Linked DNA regions of Homo sapiens: region 2 is linked to region 1. A link is a contact called in ENCODE Hi-C or POLR2A ChIA-PET data. All regions are on one chromosome and are shown on one strand. Each heading gives the region's core, a stretch centred on a gene start or an enhancer-like site at or near the end of the contact. The rest is flanking DNA. Distances are from core to core; before and after follow the strand shown.

What was found. Hi-C counts contacts between places; a loop is a spot of excess contacts on that map. ChIA-PET counts read pairs that join two places held with the same protein, here RNA polymerase II (POLR2A).
Region 2: a loop to region 1 is called in a map of chondrocyte, with 9 times the contacts of the local background. The contact joins two enhancer-like sites. A Hi-C loop is called at or near these places in 1 of 168 maps with a recorded cell type or tissue (chondrocyte). POLR2A ChIA-PET finds 5 or more read pairs at or near these places in 1 of 52 experiments (MCF 10A).

Annotation. Positions count from the first base shown.
Region 1 is chr16:22,188,249-22,194,901 of GRCh38, reverse strand. SDR42E2 (short chain dehydrogenase/reductase family 42E, member 2) reads right to left here. Exons shown (of 13, transcript NM_001394319.2): 13 at 3,151-4,763. The coding sequence ends at 4,509. Among named protein-coding and RNA genes, the nearest start is that of TRL-TAG3-1, 4.2 kb to the left of the region's middle. RefSeq lists enhancers at 3,196-3,255, 3,756-3,835, 4,091-4,590 and silencers at 4,296-4,395, 4,536-4,585, 4,676-4,765. Within about 2 kb of position 3,546, at least 41 of the 41 ENCODE cell types and tissues checked have a DNase peak (open chromatin) inside an H3K27ac peak, as active enhancers do.
Region 2 is chr16:27,331,838-27,338,490 of GRCh38, reverse strand. The region is part of intron 2 of IL4R (interleukin 4 receptor); the gene reads right to left. Among named protein-coding and RNA genes, the nearest start is that of IL4R, 21 kb to the right of the region's middle. Within about 2 kb of position 3,375, at least 2 of the 41 ENCODE cell types and tissues checked have a DNase peak (open chromatin) inside an H3K27ac peak, as active enhancers do.

The DNA.
Region 1 (6,653 bases), core at 2,297-4,796:
GGAGGGGATTTCCAAGAGGGAACTCCTAAAGAGCCTGGTAAGGCTGAGACGCTGTGAAGGTAATTCAGGGCAGCTGCACAGAGAGTGGAGGTGGAGTATTGGCAATAGGTGAGGCGAAGAGACAGGCAAAGAGGGCCATGAATGCCGAGTTAAGGCTTTGAACTTGGTCCCTTCCCAAGGGCAATGGGAAACCATGGAAGGCTTTTGAGCTAGAGAGTGGCATGTTCCAATTTGGAATTTAGAAAGTTCACTGGTTGGGCACGGTGGCTCACACCTGTAATTCCAGCACTTTGGGAGGCTGAGGCGGGTGGGTCACCTGAGGTTAGGAGTTTGAGACCAGCCTGGCCAACACGGTGAAACCCCGTCTCTACCAAAAATACAAAATTTAGCTGGGCATGGTGGTACGCACCTGTAATCCCAGCTATTTGGGAGGCTGAGACAGGAGAATTGCTTGAACCTGGGAGGCGGAGGTTGCAGTGAGCCGAGATCGCACCACTGCACTCCAGTCTGGGCGATTGAGTGAAACTCCGTGTCAAAAAAAAGAGAAAGAAACAAAGAAACAAAGAAAGAAAAGAAAGTTCCCGCTGGCAGCAGGGACAGGAGGTCCCATTCAATGCCTATTGCAATTGTCTAGGAGAAAGGACAGTGGTTTGTACCACAATAGTGGCCGGGTGCGGGACAGAAGGAGTGAGTCAGGGAGACATTTTAGAGATAGATTTGACAGAATCCACAGATGAGCATGTCGAGAAGAAGAGGATCACGTCAAAAGTGACGCCCAGGATTTGGGCTTGGGTCATTGGATGGCTGGTGGTGCCTCTCCTCTCCTGGGAGGGAACACAAGATAGATGGAAAGCAGGTTTGTGGGAGATGATGACTTCAGTTTGATTTTCATTGAGCTGGAGATTCTTGTGGGATATGGGGTTGAGTAGGAGGTTGGACATAGATTTCTGGAGGTCAAGAGAGCACTCCAAGGAAATGATACAGATTTGGGAGGTATTAGAGACTGAGGCCATGGGAAGGGATGAACTCATCCAGAAAGATCCCACAGAGGGAGAAGAGGGGCCAAGACAGAGACCCGAGAGACATCATCTTAAAGGGAGGGCAGTGGAAGAAAAGCCAGTGAAAGAGATGCGAAAGAGACGGGAAAGGACTGGCCAGCAATATACGTGGAAAACAGGTGTGGTTTCATAGAGACCAAGAAATGCGGATCAAGAAGGAGGGGGCAGTCAACTATGCTGAACACAGCTAAGATAATTGGCAAAATAAAGACGGAAAAATATCTATTAAGATTTATGGACAAGATCATTGATGATCTGAAAGCCATTTTGGAATGGGTTGAGGAGAAGAAATGGAAACATAAGTATGGTCAATTCATCACAAAATTTGATTTTGAAAAGGAGGAGCAAAAGGAACAGTTGTGGGAGGGAAAATGGGGGAATCAAAGGAGGATTTTTTTAAATTTTAAAGATGGGGTCTCACCCTGTTGCCCAGGCTGGAGTGTAGTGGTGCAATCATAGCTTACTGCAGACTCAAACTCCTGGACTCAAGTGATTCTCTTGCCTCAGCCTCCTGGGTGCCACCACACCTGGCTAATTAAAAAAAATTTTTTTTTATGTAGAAGCAGGGTTCTCACCAAATCGCCCAGGGTGGTTTTGAACTCCCGACCTCAAGCAATCCTCCAGCCTTAGCCTCCCAAAATGTTGGGATTACAGGTGTGAGCCACTGTGCCCTGCTGGGAAGATATTTTCAAGATGAGAGAGACTTGAGGATGTTTTAGATGCCTGGCATTGGGTTTACAACTGGGAATAGCTTCAGCACCCATAATGGAAAGCCTATGAGTTTGTCTTGATAATCCCTTCAGATCGACTATGTCACCTTGGGCTGCCCACTGTGACAATTCTGTTTTCTGCATTTGCGATGCTTCTCTTTAGCGTCTCCAAGTAAGCTAGAACCTCCTACTTGCCCTTTCAGAACCTCATGGAGGCTAGTGGTCTGGGCAGTCTCAAAAATTCTTACAGTGATTCAGTTTTCCTGTTGGGTGGGGATGCCACCTCCTTTTCCATTGGATAAAGATGCTTGAAAGGAAAAAAGCTTTTTTGACATAGCGATCCATGTTGTCCCCATGCCCAGGGTTTACACATTCTGCTTCCAGAGTGTTAGGAAATAGATGAGTTGGAGAAATCCAGAAAACAAATAAATTGATTCTTGGCTTTTGGATTTTCAAAAGTAGGTTTGGCACTAGTCAAAAGATCTAGAAAATAACGTGAGCAGTGTGAGATTGTTTTTCCTGCTCGAAGAACAGATTTCCCAGGATTAGCAGGGAGAAGAAAGAGAGGAAGGAAGTGAGTTTGGATGTAAACATGTTATCGAGAGGAAAGGAAGCCCCAGGACCGCCAGCTTCAAATGGTCCGAGGTTTGCGGCTCTGAGAGAACGAGACCAGAGTTCAACCGCAAGCCTTGGCATGGCCAGAGTGTAGAAGAGTAGAAGTTACCACGTGTTGTGTTTAGGCCAGTGGCGGCTTAGGCGGTGCTCCTCCAAATTCCCCCAGCTGTAGAGCAGAAACCCCCACCCTCCTCTGCTCTTTGGAATGAGACAAAGCCCCAGTTTTCGTCATCTATAAAAGGAGAGTAATAAACCCTATTTAAGAGTAGCTGTAAGAATTAAATAAGATCACATAGATGAAAGCTCTTTTACACTGTCAAGCATTAAACAGACATAGGATTATTATTCTTTCAAAAATTATATACACACATAAAATTCAGCCTAGCAGAGAGGAGCATACATTTTTTTTTAGCTCCTTCCCAAACTGCTCACCTTGTTCAGCAGAGTGGGACACACACTGCGGTGGCCATGTTGGTTCTGATGAGCCCTTTCGATCCCATCCACCTCAGGCTTGTGGTGCTTTTCTTCTCTGCCAGTCCCACGTGTGCATATTATGATCTATACATGGTTGTATTTACACACTGATGTCTTGGTACTTACAACTGATAACTGATACCAAGATGATAGGAGGCGAAGTTTCTGTGGAGAGCAGGGCTAGATAAAGAAGTTTCGTGACCTTAAACTTTAAAGATTATGGTGATTACCACTACCTCTAATTAATAAATAGAAACAGTACTAAATCATAAAATATAACCAACTAAACTCTATTTTTCCCATTATAGCTTTATTGGTACTTCATCGAGACATCCAATTATTTTAAGAGTTTTTTTTTTTAAATTTTTCATGCTCTTTCTGGTACTAAAACCTGTGCTTACTATGCTGTCATCCTCAGACAGGAACCCAAAAAGGCCAAGTCGGGCTCGGCAGAAGCTTGAGTCTCGGTTTTTCCCCAAACCCTGGCTGTCAACACACAGATCTGTGTGAATGAGAAGCCCAGAACATTGGGTCGGGGTGGATCGAATGCAATGTTACCAGACAGAGCAGCAGCCGACGGCGCAAACTCATACCAACGTCACCCGAGCCTGCGTTAGCCCATAGCGACGCGGCAGCCTGGTTCCGGGGAGAACCTACCCGGGAGGCGGAGCTGGAAAGGGGTGAAGCCAGAGAGGGAGGGGGCGGGGCCAGGACTCAATTACACGCGAGAAGGGCGGGACCGGGTCCAGAGGCAGGAGCAAGGACAGACCCAAAAGGAGAAGCCAAAGGGTGGGCTCAAGCGCGCGGGGAGGACCAGAAAGGGGGCGAAACCAGAATGAGGGAGAATCTGGGGGTGGGCCGGGACTGGGCAGGGACTAGGAGAAGGTCCAGAAGGCGGAGGAAGCTGTGAGCCTTGGCCCATATCAGAAACCGGACAGGCCGGAGGGAGGAAAAAAGGGGCAGGGCCAGGGCCTGGAGGGAGGGTCATGGACGTAGGAAAGATTCAGGGGGCGGGACAGAGGCGTGACCAGGACTCAGAAGGCGTGCCCAAACATGGAAGGGCGGGAAGGGGCGTGGCTATGACATGAAGGCGGGGTTAGGCCTGGAGAGCGGCTCAGGACTAGGCTCTGAAGTCAGGGGGCGGGGAAGAGGCGTGCCCAAGCCGTGAAGCAGGGGCGGGGTTATAAAACGGGGGCGGGGCTAGGTCTGGAGGTCTGCTCAGGGGCTAGGCCAGGAAATCAGTGAGCGGGGAAGAAGGCGTGCCCAATTTGAAGGGCGGGTCAAGGGCGTGGTCAAAACATGGAAAGAGACTCGGGGCTACGCGTCTGGGCCGACCAGGGACGTGGCCAGGATTCAGGGGGCGGAGCAGGAGCGTGCCCACTTCGGAGGGCGGGGCGGGACAGGACAGGGGCGGGGCCAAAACACAGGAAGGGCGCAAGGCAAGGTCTGGGAGTAGATAGGGGCGTGGCCAGAAGTCGGCGGTCCGGGCTAGGTCTGGAGAGCGGCTCGGGGGCGTGACCAGGATTCAAGGGGCGGAGCGGAGGCGCGCTCAAACCCAGAAGGCGGGGCAGGGGCTGGTACAAGCCCAGGGAGCCGGGCGTGGGCGAGGGTGCAGCGGGGCCGACCCTAGCGGGCGGCGGACGGCGGACGGTCACAGGCGCTCCACGGCGGCGTGCAGAGGCTGCAGGCCTAGGAAGTGCAGGGCCAGGGCGAGCAAGCCGAGGAACAGCAGCAGCCTGAGCAGCAGGCGCAGGAGGGTCCGCGCCGTGGAGCCGCGGGGCCGCCGGGTCGTGGACTGCACGTATAGCTCCACGGCGTCGGCGAACCTAAACTTATCCGGCGCGTAGCCGAGCTGGGCGCGGGCCTTGGCTATCTGGAAGGTGTGCGTCACGGCCACGCTGCGCACCTGCGGGGACAGGCGGGGCATCCGAGGGCGGGCCTCGTGGGAGGAGGACATCCTCTACTTCGTTGTTTACGGAAAGGGAAAAGAGAGGGCAGGGATTTCCCCTCCATTACATAGTGATTTAAAAGGACCCGAGTGCAGCGTCTTGCTCCTGCGATGCCCTCATTAGAGAGGTCTTCCTTTCTTCCTTACATGTTCATTTTTATTGGAGGGTGCCGCCTTTGCGTCGCCCCCTCCAGCCCCGCTGAATTCGCACCCTATTTAACTCCTTGGTCCCTAAGAAGCAAAGGTCTCACCCCTACACTCATCTTCCCGGCCTAGCACGGTGCTGGGACTCAGGAGGCCCTTGATACATTCTTAGGCATCCGCTAGGAGAAGGTGAACGCCTGCCAGAAACATCTGCAGGAAACGACCTTGGCTTCCTGCCCCCAACCCCAGACCAACTGTGACCAGGAGGGCCCCAGTCGCAGCCTTCATGCCCTCGCTTATTAACTAAGCTTCCCTAAGAGAGGAATTCGATTATGCAGAACTGATTGCTCTCCAGGGTCTAAGCTGTGTTTCCCCTGCTGCCAGATGGCTTGGGGCCCACTGGTTTGAAGGGTAGTAATGATAGCTATCAGCAGTTAAGGAACACACACCCTGCATTTGGCCTGGACTAAATCCTTTCTATGCCCTACCTCATTTAATCCTCTCAGGTGGTACTAGCACTATCTGTTCTGTGCATACTTGGAAAAAGGTCAGAGAGGTTGAGTGACTTGCCTGGGGTCGCACAGGGGAGCCAGGTTCTAGCCTAATTTCTTCTCTGCTGTGCTGGCACCTGGAGATGTTCTCCCACCTGACTCATTTCTTCCTCTCTTTTTCCTCAGCCGGACCCTGGGGAAGAATCCACCAGCTGCTGGATTCTCCCATGGCATTGAAACAGCCCCTGGGGTCAAACCTGTGGTCTTGGATGCTTAATGGGGGGTGAGGAGAGAGGCCAGTATTTGTCCCTTTTTTTCCTAGTCAGTAAGTGCAGGGCTTTGGGGAGCACAGGAGTTGAGTTACGCTAGATAAGCAGGGTCCCTAATACACCTAGATGTCTCTAGATGTCACCTCTGGGAAGCTTTCTCTGACTTCCTCAGAGTTGGCTGAGGCGCCCCTTCTGTGTGCACTGGAGTTTCTCGCGATTTTCCCAAGAATGGCTCTAATTACAGTGTTGAGTTGCCTGGTTAGTGGGCTGTCTTCCCCTTTGAACTAGGAGCTCCCTAAGGGCAAGGACTATGTCTTCTTGCCTCCGTTGCTCAGCACAGTGCCTGGTAACATTTATGTTAAATGCATAAAAGGCTATAAAGTCAAACTGGAGGGCTGGTTGATGTGTCACAGATTGACCAGCAGAGGGTACCCGAGCCACAGCCAAGGAACTTCCACAGTTAAGGACATTGCCCCTGAGCTGAACAAGGAAATCCCCAAGTTAAACAAGAGGGAGAGGAGCCAAGTCCCTGCCTGACCACAATTCAGCTGCACCCTGGCAGCTATTTTATGTGGATGTGATTCCTGATGCATTTTCACAAGCTAATGGTTAAGCTTGAAATCACTGAGGTCTGGGTTCAAATCCCAGCTCTACCATTTAAGTGAGTGATCACGGGCAGGTTATTTCACTGTGTGTCTCATTTCCTCCTCTCTAAATGGAGAGGACAATGTTGTCTACAACTCAGTTAAATGAGATAAAGCACAGTGCCTGGCATACTGTCACAACTCAAGAGATTGTCAGTATCATCTTATTCTCTCCTCCACTGATCCGGATGGCTCAAAGGAGAAGCCATAGGTGACTACTTCTTTCTGTGGCCCATTCTCCACTCTCCCCCTCTGACTCCCCTTGTTAAAGAGCACTGAACATGGAGTCTGAAGCCAATT
Region 2 (6,653 bases), core at 2,126-4,625, 5.1 Mb before region 1:
TCCCAGCACTTTGGGAGGCTAAGGAGGGAGGATGGCTTGAGCCCAGGAGTTCAAGACCAGCCTGGGCAACAGAGTGAGACCTTATCTCTACAAAAATTAAACAAAATCAGCCAGGCACGGTGGTGCATGCCTGTAATCCTAGCTACTTGGGAGGTTGAGGTGGGAAGATCGTTTGAGCCTGGGATGTCAAGGCTGCAGTAAGCCAAGACCGTACCACTGCACTCCAGCAAGACCCTGTCATAAAAAAAAAAGAAAAGAAAAGAAAACAGAAAGTTTGGGAGGCTGAGGTGGGCGGATCACGAGGTCAGGAGTTTGAGACCAGCCTGGCCAACATAGTGAAACCCTGTCTCTACTAAAAATACAAAAATTAGCCAAGTGTGGTGGCGCACACCTGTAGTCCCAGCTACACGGGAGGCCGAGGTGGGAGAATTGCTTGAACCCAGGAGGCGGAGGTTGCAGCGAGCCGAGACCATGCCATTGCACTCCAGCCTGGGTGACAGAGTGAGACTCTGTCTCAAAAAAAAAAAAAAAGGAAAAGAAAAAAATGCTAAGAAGCAGAATCTCACGGAGTCAAGTGTGTACTTTTCCCCAGCACTCCTGGTACATAACGTCAAATACCCTCCAAAAAGTGTGTACTGGGGCCGGGCGTGGTGGCTCACATCTGTAATCCCAGCACTTTAGGAGTTCACAACCAGCCTGGCCAACATGGTGAAACCTGTCTCTACCAAAAATACAAAAAAAAATTAGCCGGGCGGTAGTGGCGCGTGCCTGTAGTCCCAGCTACTCAGGAGGCTGAGGCAGGAAAATCGCTTGAGCCTAGGAGGTGGAGGTTGTGGTGAGCCGAGATGGCACCACTGCACTCTAGGCTGGGCGACACAGTGAGACCCTGTTGCAAAAAGAGAAAAAAAAAAAAAAGAAAAAGAAAAAAAGAAAACAGCACGCGCTGGGTTATATTCCCTGCAACATTTCAAGTGCCCATCCTTCACTTCCCGCTTGGGTCTCTCTCCTGGGATCTTATTCAAAAAAGCAGCTCCCAGGCTTTGTTCTGCTAGTGAGTAGTTCTTTGCCATTAACAGCATTTCTCTTTTGGTGCTCTGGCTGTGTTTCTGTGGCACAGGAATGGTTCCAAGGCTAACCTCACAGGCTTGCAGCAAACAGGAACGGAGGTGTTGCCTCTGAAGCACTGTGTGCAGTGTCTGGGGCATCATAAGAACTTAAGGCCACCTCAGGAGCTCTAGGCCCCTGCTGGATGCTCTCCGAGTGACTTGGGCACACTTGAAGGCCCTCCCCCCAGCAGGGCTCCACCTCCCTCTCCACCTGGGCCCAGCACCCATGCATCCTACGCCTGCCACCTACACTTCTTCTTTTTTGTTTTTTAACATTTTATTTTATTTTATTTCATTTTATTTTTTTGAGACAGAGTTTCACTCTTGTTGCCCAGGCTGGAGTGCAATGGCGCGATCTCGGCTCACTGCAACCTCCGCCTCCCAGGTTCAAGCGATTCTCCTGCCTCAGCCTTCTGAGTAGCTGGGATTACAGGCATGGGCCACACACCCAACTAATTTTGTATTTTTAGTAGAGACAGGGTTTCTCCATGCTGGTCAGGCTGGTCTTGAACTCCCGACCCCAGGTGATCCGCCTGCCTCAGCCTCCCAAAGTGCTGGGATTACAGGCGTGAGCCACTGAGCCCGGCTGCCACCTGCACTTCTTAAACACACCAAACTCAGTCCCACCTCCATGCCTTTTCTCTCTCTGTCCCCTCCACCTGGAGGGACCTTCCCTTCCTCCCTTTCCTTTTTTTTTTTTTTTTTTTTGAGACAGAGTTTACTCTGTTACCCAAGCTAGAGTGTAGTGGCACAACCTCGACTCCCTGCAACCTCCACCTCCCGGGCTCAAGCAATCTTCCCACCTCAGCCTCCTGAGTAGCTGGGACCACAGATGTGCACCATGAGGCCTGGCTAAGTGTTTGTATTTTTGATAGAGATGGGGTCTCATTATGTTGCCCAGGCTGGTCTCGAACTCCTGAGTTCAAGCGATCTGCCCACCTTGGTCTCCCAAAGTGCTGGGATTACAGGCGTGAGCCACTGTACCCGGCCCTTCCTCCCTTACGCGTGCTTTTCCTCTCTTCCCCTAATTTATGATGGTGCAAAATCAATGGGTGTTCAGTAGAAGCAGTACTTGGAGCACCCATACGACCATTCTGTTTTTCACTCTCAGTATTCCATAAACTACACAAGCTATTCAACACTTTATAACAAAACAGGCTTTGTGTTAGATGACTTTGCCCAACTGTAGGCTAATGCAAGTGTTCCGAGCTAAGTTAAGCTATAACGTTCAGTAGGTTAGGAGTATGAAGTACATTTCTGACTTAATAATATTTTCAACTTATGATGAGTTTATGGGGACAAAACCCCATCATTAAGAAACATCTGTGTATGAGACACATAAACACACTCACATATCTCCATAATGAATAAATTACCCCAATACCTCAGTGTGCATGTCAGAAAAACAAGGACATTCTCTGCATAATCACAATACAACCATCGAAATCAGGAAATTAACAGTGATGCATCACCACTATCTCATCCACGGCCCCTATTTATGTTTTGCTAATTGCCTCAATAATGCCCTTTATACGTCCAGGATGCAATCCAAGATCATTCATCACATTTGATTATCATGCCTTCCTAGTGACCAGGTCTTGGCTTCTAAATACTATTCTGTACTGAAAGGAACCAGAGCGCCTTAGAGAAATAGCTGATTCCAGGAGAAGGAAAAGTACCAGATAGGCTTGGAATTCTTGTGCCAGACAATAAGGAAGTACTCAGCAGCTAGCCTGACCTGGACAAAACAGGCACATTTTGAGCATCAAAATGAATATTATGGTATCCACTTGTAACCCTTGGAGTTAAAGTCCAGGAGTCTGTATTGACATAGATCAATAAATGGAGGAGGCCGGGTGCAGTGTGGTGTGTGCCTGTAATCCCAACTTCTTGGGAGGCTGAGGCAGGAGGATGGCTTGAGCCTGGGAGTTGGAGGCTGCAGTGAGCTATGATCGCACCACCGCACTCCAGCCTGGGCAACAGAGTCAGACTTCATCTCTAATAAATAAATAAACAGGGAAGAAGGGAAAGCTCTATTTTACTATGACAGCCTCAAAGTAACTCCCTGCAAAACTTGTATTGTATATTAACTAATGAGTGAAAATACATATCAATGAACGTTACAATACAGAAACCTGGCAGACACCACCTTCACCAAGTGATCTAAACTCACCAACAAGAATGGGACAAATCCCCAACATCACCTCCCTGAAACAATTCCTGAGAAGAGCACAGCATGTCTTTTCCTGGGTTCCTGCCAAGGATGCATACATCATTTGGAAACGTCAGACAAATGTACACCAAGGGCCAGTCTATATACAAGAACTGGCCGCTGCTCCTCACGAAGTGCCAGGGGTGCAAAGGACAAGCCAGCGTGGGACATCTGTCCCTTTTTAAATTGTCTGTCATCCTGACAGCCAGGGTCTGTCCCATTCACTGCCGAGTCCCCAGTATCTACAACGGTGCCTGGCACATAGGACGTGTTCAGTAACTGTTTGTTGATTAAATTCATTTTGGACATGATGTGGGGCCCCTAACTGGCTCAGCATGAGGCTGCAAAGCTCTCTCTAGGGGAAGGCTCTGTATCGGCTCAAAGGTTGAACTCGTCTTCCTTGCTGAGAGTTACAAAAGTAAAGTCTCAAGTAAAGGAGGGGCGGGAATGGGGTGGTGGGTTCCTGACACTGATTTCCTTGGCAAGTCCTAGTAACTTTTACTCTCACAACTACACAGATGCCCACAGTATCCTGTGGCAGAGATGGCAAAGGTGTCACTTTAGCCTCAATTATGAATAAAGAGAAACAGAGAGGCCAAGACGCCTGTCCAAAGTCACACAGCAGAAGACTTTCATGGTAAAGTCCTCCAGGGAAACAGGGGAGTCAACAACCCTGTCAAGATTCACTAAAACATCCCAGCATGGCGTCAGGATTGATATCCTTAATCTGTTGTGGAAGGCACGCCCAGACTTACGCATGCCCATGTGCACACACACGTGCCGCAGCTAGCTTCTCAGGGATGTGTGGGTGCTACATTTCAGGAGAGATCACAGATGCAGTGGGAGAAGAGGCTTCCCTGAACATCAGAGGCAAAAAGAACAAAGATGCAGGTGAGTAAAAGAATTAAAAAGATAAGTGCCAGGTTATCGCGTTCAAGTACACGGCAAGAGGAGATGATTTCAAGTTCCCATTCTAAATCAAGAGACTCCTGGCTGGGCGCGGTGGCTCACGCCTGTAATCCCAGCACTTCGGGAGGCTGAGGCAGGCAGATCATGAGGTCAGGAGATCGAGACCATCCTGGCTAACATGGTGAAACTCAGTCTCTACTAAAAATACAAAAAATTAGCTGGGCGTGGTGGCGGGTGCCTGTAGTCCCAGCTACTCAGGAGGCTGAGGCAGGAGAATGGCTTGAACCCGGGAGGCGGAGCTTGCAGTGAGCCAAGATTGAGCCACTGCACTCCAGCCTGGGTGACAGAGCAAGACTGTCTCAGAAAAAAAAAAAAGAGATTCCTGAAGTGGTGGAGTTGGAAGGGGTCTCAGCGGTCACCTGCCAAGCTCAACTGCCAACCTGGACAAGGATGTCCTGCGAACACCCCACTTCTGACATGCTGCTAGGCAGTTTCAGCCCATATGCCACCACAGATGGAGCAATCACTCTCAGGTCTCAGTTAAGCAGAGCCATTGGAAACAGCCTCCTTATGTTGAGTCAAGGCTTTGTGTGAACAAAATCCCTGCTTGCCCAGCACTTACCTTGTACTTGACACTTTGCTAGGTGCTTTAGAAGTATTACCTCACCGAATCCACACAAGAATCCTGAAAGGTAGGCTGTTATCCCAACTGTCTAGCTAAGGAAACTGAGGCCAGAGAGGCCAAATAACCCATCCACCAGGTCCCACAGCTGGTAAAAGGTCAGAGCTAGAATCAGAACCCACGTTTGTTTGCTTCCGAGCCCACCGTGGATTCCAGTATACCAGTTCCTTCAATCTCATCTCCTAAAACTGCAGGCTGAACCCAATAAGATGAAATAAAATGAGCCGGGCAGAGTTGGCCATCCTGCTTGTCAATTTCAAACAACAGTTCCGCAAGTGTAGGATAAGAAAATCTGACTGAGCAGCAGAAAAGTCCTGAGGATTTTATCATCTGCAAAATCTCCAAAAGCCAATGGTGAAGCAGCAACTTAAAAAAAAAAAAAGAGTCACCCGAGGTCATATTAACAGAGGTATCCATTTATAGACTGTTACATCTCACAACAGCAGAATATACATTCTCCTCAGGTTCATGTGGAATAATCACCAAGACAGACCACATTCTGGGACATAAAACAACCTTAAGAGATTGAAAACATTAGAAATCACACAACATATGCTCTTAGGCCACAATGGATTCAAATTAGAAGTCACTAGCAGGAAGAAAGCCAGAAAATTTCCAAGTATTTGGAGATTTAAAAACACACTTCCGAATAACATATGGATCAAAGAAGAAATCACAAGAGAAACTAAAAATATTTTTAACTAAATAAAAATGAAAATATAGCCTATCAAAATCGGTGAGACGTAGCAAAAGCAGTGCTTAGAGGGAAATTTATATTATTGAATGTATATCTTAGAAAGAAAGTTCTAAAATCAATAATCTGTTTCCATCTAGAGTACTAGAAACAGAAAAGCAATATATGTCTAAAACAAGCAGAAGAAAAAAATACAAAATTGGAGCATACATCAATGAAATTAAAAATAGAAAATTAATCGAGGAAAATCAATGAAATCAAAAATTGGTTCTTCGAAAAGATCAATGAAATTGATAAATCTCTACCTAGGCGAATCAAAAAAATGAGAGAGAAGGCACTAATTAATAATAATGTGATATGGCCTGGCTCTGTGTCCCCACCCAAATCTCACCTTGAATTGTAATATGAATTGTAATCCCCACGTGTTGGGGGAAGGACCTCATGGGAGGTGATTAGATTACGGGAGCAGTTCCCCCATGCTGTTTTCGTGACAGTGAGTGAGTTCTCCTGAGATCTGATGGTTTTATAAAGGGCTTTCCCCCCCTTTCCTTGGCGTGTCTCCTTCCTGACGTCATGTGAAAAAGGATGTCTTTGCTTCCCTTTCCGCCATGATAATATGTTTCCTGAAGCCTCCCCAGCCCTGCAGAACTGTGAGTCAAACCTCTTTCCTTTATAAATTACCCAGTCTTGGGCATGTCCTTAGAGCAGCATGAGAACAAACTAATACTATTGTAAATTAAAGAAAAGTTATTAGAGGTGGCACATGCCTGTAGCCCCAGCTACTGGGAAGGCTGAGGCAGGAGGATCACTTGAGCCCAGGAGGTTAAGGCTGCAGTGGGCTGTGTTCATGCCACTGAACTCCAGCCTGGGCAACAGAGAAAGATCCTGTCTCAAAAAATAAAAAATAAAATTTTTAAATTAAAAAAAAGTGGCACTATATAATGATTCGGGAGTTAATTCTCCAAGAAGATGTAAATAACAATCCTTAATGTGTAGGCAACTAACAACAAAGGGTCAAAATATGTAAGGCAAAAACTGAGAGCAGCAAGG